Regions from separate parts of the Homo sapiens genome. Here region 1 is linked to region 2. A link is a contact called in ENCODE Hi-C or POLR2A ChIA-PET data. All regions are on one chromosome and are shown on one strand. The core of a region is the stretch at or near the end of the contact, and the rest is flanking DNA. Distances in the headings are between cores, read along the strand shown. Region 1 holds the start of SPATA32 (spermatogenesis associated 32). Region 2 holds the start of NMT1 (N-myristoyltransferase 1).

What was found. Hi-C counts contacts between places; a loop is a spot of excess contacts on that map. ChIA-PET counts read pairs that join two places held with the same protein, here RNA polymerase II (POLR2A). Pooled maps may share reads with other maps.
Region 1: a pooled map shows a loop between it and region 2 (2.5-fold over the local background). The contact joins the promoter of SPATA32 here to the promoter of NMT1 in region 2. A Hi-C loop is called at or near these places in 2 of 50 pooled maps. POLR2A ChIA-PET finds 5 or more read pairs at or near these places in 3 of 52 experiments (CD8-positive, alpha-beta memory T cell, activated CD4-positive, alpha-beta T cell and activated naive CD8-positive, alpha-beta T cell).

Annotation. Positions count from the first base shown.
Region 1 is chr17:45,259,134-45,263,910 of GRCh38, reverse strand. SPATA32 (spermatogenesis associated 32) reads left to right here and starts at 1,817. Exons shown (of 5, transcript NM_152343.3): 1 at 1,817-1,907. The coding sequence starts at 1,895. MAP3K14 (mitogen-activated protein kinase kinase kinase 14) reads left to right here. Exons shown (of 16, transcript NM_003954.5): 16 at 1-792. The region is part of intron 2 of MAP3K14-AS1 (MAP3K14 antisense RNA 1); the gene reads right to left. RefSeq lists enhancers at 776-1,379, 1,814-1,903, 1,380-1,985 and silencers at 1,934-1,983, 2,054-2,173.
Region 2 is chr17:45,059,523-45,064,285 of GRCh38, reverse strand. NMT1 (N-myristoyltransferase 1) reads right to left here and starts at 2,969. Exons shown (of 12, transcript NM_021079.5): 1 at 2,826-2,969. The coding sequence starts at 2,956. It also overlaps a transcript of DCAKD not described here. RefSeq lists enhancers at 2,529-2,608, 2,551-2,845, 2,699-3,058, 2,206-3,197, 3,159-3,338 and 1 more.

The DNA of each region.
Region 1 (4,777 bases), core at 568-3,067, 200 kb before region 2:
CTTCCCCAGAGCAGCAGGCCCCGAGCCCCTTCAGGCCCAGCACTGCCCCAGACTCGCTGGCACTCAGTTCCCTCATCTGTAAAGGTGAAGGGTGATGCAGGATATGCCTGACAGGAACAGTCTGTGGATGGACATGATCAGTGCTAAGGAAAGCAGCAGAGAGAGACGCTCCGGCGCCCCAGCCCCACTATCAGTGTCCAGCGTGCTGGTTCCCCAGAGCACAGCTCAGCATCACACTGACACTCACCCTGCCCTGCCCCTGGCCAGAGGGTACTGCCGACGGCACTTTGCACTCTGATGACCTCAAAGCACTTTCATGGCTGCCCTCTGGCAGGGCAGGGCAGGGCAGTGACACTGTAGGAGCATAGCAAGCCAGGAGATGGGGTGAAGGGACACAGTCTTGAGCTGTCCACATGCATGTGACTCCTCAAACCTCTTCCAGATTTCTCTAAGAATAGCACCCCCTTCCCCATTGCCCCAGCTTAGCCTCTTCTCCCAGGGGAGCTACTCAGGACTCACGTAGCATTAAATCAGCTGTGAATCGTCAGGGGGTGTCTGCTAGCCTCAACCTCCTGGGGCAGGGGACGCCGAGACTCCGTGGGAGAAGCTCATTCCCACATCTTGCCAAGACAGCCTTTGTCCAGCTGTCCACATTGAGTCAGACTGCTCCCGGGGAGAGAGCCCCGGCCCCCAGCACATAAAGAACTGCAGCCTTGGTACTGCAGAGTCTGGGTTGTAGAGAACTCTTTGTAAGCAATAAAGTTTGGGGTGATGACAAATGTTTCCAGGCCATCGGTGTCCTCTCTCTTGCCTGCCGGCCTGCTGAACCTCACGACCCTAACAGCTGCCTCTCTTTGCCTTCTTGCTGAGATCTTTTCAAGTCCCCCTTGTTTTGGACAAGGACTGTTTCAGCCCTTGAGTGGGGCTGCTTTCCCACCACTCCTCCCAGTGGCTGCTTCTAGTCCCAACGCTGGGCTAGTCATTCAGACCAGTTAGGCAAGATACCTTGCCCGGTGGCATCAGGGAAGTCCCTCGCCAAAATATGCCAGGCTGAGGGGTGGAGGAGGAGGACAACAAAGCCTGCATGCTTTGTGCCACTGCCCAAGTTAGGCAGCCCCCTACCACCAGAAGGGAAATAGGGATGGGTTCTGGGCCCTGACCATCCAGGGATGCCGGATGCACACCACAGGCCCTCCACCCTCCCCTCCTGTCCTTGAGGCCTGGACTCTTAACCCTTTCCGCTGCCTCCTGAGCCCTGCATGGGGCCAGGGATGCCTTTGTGGGCTGAGTTCCTTGGTCATGGAGCTGGGGCACACGGGGTGCTGAGTTCCTTGGTCATGGAGCTGGGGCACACGGGGTGCTGAGTTCCTTGGTCATGGAGCTGGGGCACACGGGGTGCCTTATCGAATCTGGCTCCACACTCCCTGTGTGCACAAGTGTGTGTGCGCGCGGCTTGGGTTGGTTTAGCCGGTTCTTGGAAGGGCCCTGGGACCACGAAAAGGGCGGCAGCCCTGAGCCGCTGGCGTGCAGAGCGGGTGCAAGTCCTGTCCAGCACAGCCAGGCTTACCTGCCGCCTGCCTCTCGCTCTAGGCCCGCTGCGGAAGCGCGAGCCCCACCCCCGAGGTCTTCGGAGAGGAAGGAGTTCTGGCTTCGGGCCCGCAGCCTTCGGAGGACGCCTCACTCGGGCCGTCCCCCGTCCGCCCGCCCGAAACCTAAATGCGGCTCCCTGCCTGTGGGGTCGCGGCGGGGACGTCACAGAGGCGGCGACATCACAGGCACCGGCGCCTCTAATATTTCCAGCGCCCACCAGTCCCTCAGCCAAAGAGCACACTGGAGGCGGAGAGGCAGCATCCACCAGCCCGCTCCCCGCCTCCAGGACAGAGCCTCGGTCTGCATGGGGGTGACAGGTGGGAGCGGCCGAGCGCCCGGGGGCGAGGGTTGGGGCAGGCGGGGAAAGCGAAAGTGAGAGGGGGAGGGGCGCGAAGGGGGCGGTCAGGAATCCGCCCAGGGCCCGTTCCCCTGCTCCCAAACCCCCGGCACCTGAAAGGCAGGTCGACCCGCCGCCAAAGCCCACCCGGTGCCCCTGACTACGGCTCCCAGCCTCAGCCCCTGCGCGGTGCACACCCATGTGCTCTCACGGACACGCATGCGCGCCTTGGAGTAGGGACTGCAGAGTCAGTGGTTCTTGAAGGGGTTCTGAGACCACAGAAGGAGCAATGGCCTTGTGCACAGGAAACGACTCATGAATTATCCTGAACTGCAGATCCAAAAAATCACATCCAGTTGTCCCTCCTTGATGCTTGAGGCTTTGCAGGGAGGAGCGGCAGTCTTCAGCACATTTTTACGGAGCGCTTCGTTGATGCCTTGTACTCTTCTCTGAACCAATGAGCAAAGATGTTTGCCCCCAGTGCCCTGTGTCTCCCCTTCCCATAGGGGCGTCAGATCCCCCACTGAAATGGTGGCTTTCTTTTGGGGATCCTCTCTCCCAGAAGGGCATGGGCCAGCATTAAAAACGGTCAAAAATTAGGTGGGCATGATGGCTCAACGCCTGCAATCCCAACACTTCGGGAGGCAGAGGTGGGAGGATCACATGAGGCCAGGAGTTCAAGATCAGCCTAGGCAACATAGCGAGACTTTGTCCTCTACAGGAAATGTTTAAAATTAGACAGGTGTGGCGGCATGAGCCTGTAGTCCCAGCTACTTGGGAGGCTGAGCTGGGAGGCTCACTGGAGCCCAGGAGTTGCAGTGAGCTATGATGCTGCCACTCCAGCCTGGGCCACAGAGCAAGACCCTGTCAAAAAAAAAAAAAAAAAAACCAGAGGTCGGGTGCAGTGGCTCACGCCTGTAAGGTAAAACGTAGATTAGACAGCCAGGTCTGTCATGGAGAGGATTACACTGATTATTTGAATTGGGCTTTCAGGCATGAGTAGGACTTTGCCAGAAGAAGGCTTTCCAGGTATAAGAAATAGCATTTGCAAAGGCACTGGGTGCAGAAAGGCCTGCGGTACTCTGGGGGTAGCTTCGGCTTAGGGTGAGGGACAGGAAGCTGGATGCCAAGAGATGAAAAATGAAGGTAGAGATCAGACCAAGAGGCCACATGGAGTCTGGGGGTAACCGGAGACAAGTGAGATGTAGCAGGCTCACTCTGAGGTCATTGAAAATCCAGGTTGGAGGGGGACATAGTTGCAGTGGTCCCACTGGAAGACTAAAGAGATTTAAGACAGTGCAGTGAGTAGCATCCCAGAGTTTGGAGCCAGCCAGACCTGCCTTTGGGTCGTGTGCTGCTCTTAATAGCTGCATGACCTCATACACGTTTCCTCATCTGTGAGAGGAGAGCCGTGGCCAACTGGGCATAGGGTAGGTATGAAGACTGAATGTGCAAAGCACTCAGCACCAAGTGCCAAAGGGTAGGAAGTCATGGGTGTGTGCTGGCTCTGGTACTGGGAGATGAGGACAGCATCAGGGGTAGGAGGGCAGTAGCTGCGGAGGGAGGAGGAGTCACAAATGACCCAGGTTTCTCATTTGGGTGAAAGGATGAAGGATGAATAGGGCGAGGAGAGTGGGGTATGGAGAGATGACAGACTAGAAAGGGAGACAGGGGTCAGACAGGCAGAACCGTGGCAGCCACACTTAAGAGTCTGGACATACAAGATATGAATTTGAGGTAAGAAATTAGGCCAGGCATGGTGGCTCACGCCTGTAATCCCAACACTCTGGGAGGCCAAGATGGGAAGATCGCTTGAGCTCAGGAGTTTGAGACCAGCCTGGGCAACATACTGAGACCTCATCTCCTTTTTTTTTTTTTTTTGAGACAGAGTCTTGCTCTGTCACCCAGGCTGGAGTGCAATGGCACCATCTCGGCTCACTGCAACGTCTGCCTCCCGGGCCGAAGCCATCCTCCCTATCAAAACCTAACAAAGACATTACAAGAAAAGAAAATTATACACCGATATCCCTCATGAATATGCATGTGAAAATTCTGAAAAAAAGCCAATCAGATTCAACAACATAGAAAAAGGGTAATATATCACAACCAAATGAGGTTTATCCCAGTAACGCAAGGCTGATTTAACATTTTAAAAAATAAATTTATAGCTGGGCATGGTAGCTCACACCTATAATCTAGCACTTTGGGAGGCCACGGCAGGTGGATAGCTTGAGCCCAGGAGTTCAAGACCAGCCTGGGCAATATAACAAGACCCATCTCTACAAAAAATACAAAAATTAGCTGGGGGTGGTGGTGAACACGTGTAGTCCCAGCTACTCCAGAGGTGAGGTGGAAGGATCACTTGAGACAGGGAGGTTGAGGTTGCTGAAATTGCGCCACTGAACTCCAGCCTGGGCAACAGAGTGAGACCCTGTCTCAAAAAAAACAATGTATTTTACCATAAACAGAATATAAAAATATAAAAGAATTATCACTCAAATAATATAACATTACTCATATGTTAATGTATTATAACGTATGTTATGTATAACATATATAATATCATATTAAAGAAAAACCATATGATCATCTCAATAAATGCAGAAAAAGCATTAGGCAAAATCCAGCATCCATTCCTAATTAAAACTAAGCAATCTAAGAGACGAAACTTCACAAAGATGCCCAAGCTAATGAAAGGCATCATGAAGAAACCTACAGCTAGCATCATCCTTAATGGTGAAAGGCTAAACACTTTCCCCTAAGCTCAGAACGAAGCGAGGATGTACACACGCACTCCTACTCAACATTGTATGGAGATTGTCCCCAGTGCAATTAGGCAAGTAAAGAAAA
Region 2 (4,763 bases), core at 1,720-4,219:
GACCATAACCATGCACAGAGACACCACTGCAAACTGTCAAAGTTTTTAAGGTTATCACTTACTTCTACTACAAATAAAATAATTTTATTTATTTATTTTTTTGAGATGGAGTCTCGCTCCGTTGCCAAGCTGGTGTGCAGTGGCGCAATCTCAGCTCACTGCAACCTCCGCCTCCCGGGTTCGAGTGATTCTCCTGCCTCAGCCTCCCGAGTAGCTGGGACTACAGGTATGCACCACCATGCCCAGCTAATTTTTCTATTTTTAATAGAGACAGGGTTTCACCATGTTAGCCAGGATGGTCTCAATCTCTTGACCTCGTGATCCACCCGCCTCGGCCTCCCAGAGTGATGGGATTACAGGCATGAGCCACTGTGTGCCACTTTTTTTTCTGAGACAGGGCTTTGCTCTATTGCCCAGGCTGGAGTGCAGTGGTGCAATCTCAACTCACTGCAGCCTCCACCTCCCAGGTTCAAGTGATTCTCCTGCCTCAGTCTCCGGAGTAGCTGGGACTATAGGCGTACGCCACCATGCCCAGCTAAATTTTGTATTTTTAGTGGAGACGGGGTTTCACCATGTTGGCCATGCTGTTCTCGAACTGCTGACCTCAAGTGATCCACCTGCCTCGGCCTCCCAAAGTGCTGGGATTACAGGTGTGAGCTACCACGCCAGGCCAATAAAATAACTTTCTGGCACACAGTTTTGAAAAGTGATTCACAGATTATAGGGCACAAACCTAAGGACACTGGTCAGGACAACAGTTAAGAAGATAAAAATAAAAGCAACTACAAAAAGAGCAAAGAAAATGCCACACTTTCACTTCTGGAATGACTTTCACATTCACCAACTCTCATCTGTGATTCAGATCTCTACTCAGGAGAGCTTCACTTTCCCTTCTTCCTGTTCCTACTTCCTCTTTCTCAGCTCTTCCATTTTTAGGAATATCAAACTTCAAAAGAAGACTTTTATTACATTAGATCTGTTGTGAGTTACAGCAACAGAACAGTCTTATAAAAACTAAATTTGGCAAGCTTCCTATTCCTCTACTTTCTTCCTGTGATTTTTTTTTTTTTTTTTTTTTTTTGAGTCGGAGTCTCGCTCTGTCGCCCAGGCTGGAGTGCAGTGGCGTGATCTCAGCTCACTGCAAGCTCTGCCTCCTGGGTTCACGCCATTCTCCTGCCTTAGCCTCCCGAGTAGTTGGGACTACAGGCGCCCGCCACCACGCCCGGCTAAATTTTTTGTATTTTTAGTAGAGATGGGATTTCACAGTGTTAGCCAGGATGGTCTCGATCTCCTGACCTCGTGATCTGCCTCCCAAAGTACTGGGATTACAGGCATGAGCCACCATGCCCGGCCCTTCCTGTGATTTTTAATGCCGGCTGAAGAACATAAAAGCTAGATCTTTTAACCTAAGATTTACCACAAGCAGATTATAAACCACTTAAATACAGTCATGCTTCACTGAACGTCAGGCATATGTGCTGGGAAATGCATGGTTAGGTGATTTTTGCCTTGCCAACATTATAGGGTGTACTTACACAAATCTAGATGGTATAGCCTACTAAATGCCTAGGCTATATGGTGTACATTACAGTAACATGCTATACAGGTTTGTAGCCTAGGAGCAATAGGCTGCTGCATGTTACTGAGTACTGCAGGCAACTATAATACAATGGTAAGTATTTGTGTATCTAAGCATACCTAAACATAGAAAGGATACAATAAAAATATGTACTATAATCTTGTGGGACCATCTCTTCTACGCAGTCCTTGGTCTTTATACCTTTATATCTGCACTGCCACCAATACTGCGAATAACAAGCTGGCTACGAAAATCAGACTACCTCAGACTCAGCAAGTTATACACCCAAAAATCTCTCACGACTTTCAGTTTAAAAATATATCTACAAATATAGACAGGAAGATGGGGAGAGACAGCGTGAGTGCCAGTGCCAGGCACTAACCATGTGAAGAAAGATGAATAAGCTGTGGCTTACAGAAGTAAAAACTAATTTGGGAAAAGAATTCAACATTCAAATGCCTGGTGTGTTTCTTCATCCCTAGGAACAAATAGTAACTAATGGCAAGACCCTAAAGTACAGGATAGGCAGTATGGAGCCCGAGGATTCCAAATACTCTCCAAGAAACAACATCGCTCATTTCTTGAAGCCTGGGGCTGCTCTGCAAAGGTAACAAGGCAAAGATGTTCGAAGACTTAATTATATTAATATATCGTTCAGGATACTTATGGATTATTTGGAGCAATGGAAACTATGTAAATCAAAGCATTACCATACCGTTAATTACATAGGTTTATAAGGTGAGTTTATATTTTGGGATTCTCTGGTAGTGATATTTTACAATATAATTATACATACAGTTTGTATAGTCTGATGAGTTTCCTCACTGAGGGTGAACTGCTGCGAAATGTTTTATGATTCGTTTATTGCTAGTCACGTTGTTCAAACAACACGTCTATAAGTAACGTTCCCTTTGAACTGTACTGTTACTAGACTGTCCTGTGTTGTACCATCGAAAACCATCGTCCAACATGCTCTTTTCCCAGGAATGGCCTGAAGCACACGAGTGGAACACTGCATAGAACTTTTATATAATAAAAGTACTGAACGTCTCCGGCCCTTAATATCCAGAGCACCCACCCTTGGTAAATGACAAAGGCAATAACCAATCGCCAGGCAGAATCCTAGTGACTTAGCCAATAAGAACATGAGGGTGGGGCTAGACTAAGCTCCCGGTGACTTCCCCGCACCCCAGAGACCCAGGTTGTGGGAGGCTGGACGGGAATTGGACTCCGAGGATTTCGTTACCCCCGGTTGTAGCTGTTGTCCTCCTCATTCTCGCAATCGCTGCAGTGCTCATGGCCGTTCCCGTTCCCTTCCATCATCTGCGGCAGCGGAGGTGCCGGCGGCTTCACTGCTGTCTCACTCTCGTCCGCCATCTTGAGTTGCGAGAGCAGGGCTCCGCGCCCCACTACATGGGGGGTTCCTATTGGACAAGGGGAATTTGCGCTGCATTCTGGGTTTTGTAGTTTTTCTGGCGAAGCGAGCTGCCACTAGGAGCGACTCTTTCCCAGGAAACTGACTACAATACCCAGGAATCACGAGGGACGGCTCCGGTCGGATTAAGAGGCGGGGCCACTGATACCCGGAAGCCTAGGCATTCGGCCACGCTTTGAGGAAAGAAGGGGCGCAAGGTTGGTGGGACCGACCCTTGGGAACCGGGCGGCCGCCTGGCATGATGGGAGTTGTAGTTCGATGCTGGTTTAGGGTTTCAGGCGTGGAGGTTCCAAAATCCGAGGTTTGATTTCAGCCTGCCCTTGCCAGTGCCTGGGCCGCTGGGAGCCGTTATTGGCTGCCGTTAAGGACCGTTACGTTTCCCGGGTAAGTGAAAGGGCCTGAGGCCCGCGGGTGCTACCTGCCTGGAGCCGGAATGCCCCAGGCCTTCTTAGAGTGGGCTTTTCCGCAAGAAGCCTAGTTGACTCCTGGCCGCCTTCCTCACTCGGGAGTCTGGGCAACCTGCGGTCATTGGCAGTTCAAGGTCTCATGAGAGGCAGTGGATTTTTTTGTGCGAAGCACTGACCCTAAGCCAGGAGACCACACTGCTAGGGAGGCAGGGCTCGCCGCCTCATCTTGGCCTCCAGGTACTTATCTTCGCCAAGCTCTTTCGCGCACACGTGGTCCCTTTAATTCCCCACAAGAATTTTCCACAACGACCCTTTTTTTCTTTTCTTTTCTTTCTTTCTTTCTTTTTTCTTTTTTAAATACGGCCGCCTTCTGTCGCCCAGGCTGGAGCGCAATGGCTCAAGATCACAGCTCACTGCAATCAAGGTATCCTCCCACCTCAGCCTCCCAAGTACCTAGGACTATAGGCATGAGCCACCACACCCGGATAATTTATATATTTTTTGTAGAGACGAGGGTCTCGCCTTGTTGCCCAGGCTGGTCTCGAACTCCTGGCCTCTAAGGATCTTCCTACCCCAACCCCGCAAAGTGCTGGGATTACAGACGTGAGCCACGGCACCCAGCCCACATCAACTCTTTCTTTAATAAGTGCCAGACTCTGTAGTAAGGCATTTCGTACATTATCTCATTTAATCCTCTCAACAAGTCTACAATATAGGTCCTATTATTATTATTCAACCTTTGTTTTGTTTTGTTTTGTTTTGAGACGGAGTCTCTCTCTGACTCCCAGGCTGGAGTGCAGTGGTGCGATCTCGGCTCACTGCAACCTTCGCCTCCTGGGTTCAAGCGATTCTCTTGCCTCGGCCTCCTGAGTAGCTGGGATTAAAGGCGCACGCCACCACACCTGGCTAATTTTTGTATTTTTAGTAGAGACGGGGTTTCACCATGTTGGTCAGGCTGGTCTCGAACTCCTGACCTCGTGATCTGCCCATTTCGGCCTCCCAAAGTGCTGGGATTAGAGGTGTGAGCCACCGTACCTGGCCATATTGACCTTTTTGACAGATGAAAAAATGTGGCCCTGAGAGGTTGGTAAATTGCACAGTCACATAGCTGGTTAAGTGGCAAATCGGTATACAAATCCAGATCTGTGTGCCCCAGGCCCTCTGAATTCTTTGCCACCATAAAAGTCCCATTTTCTGATACACTATTCACTCAAGGAAATCAGTTACTAAAAGGTAACTGTGACTCCAGTGCGTATTCTATATCAGGGGAAAAAAGGTAACTGCCACATTTTAATCTGTTTTTAACCTTGATTGAATGTTTCAGTCCCTGAGTCTCACTCTT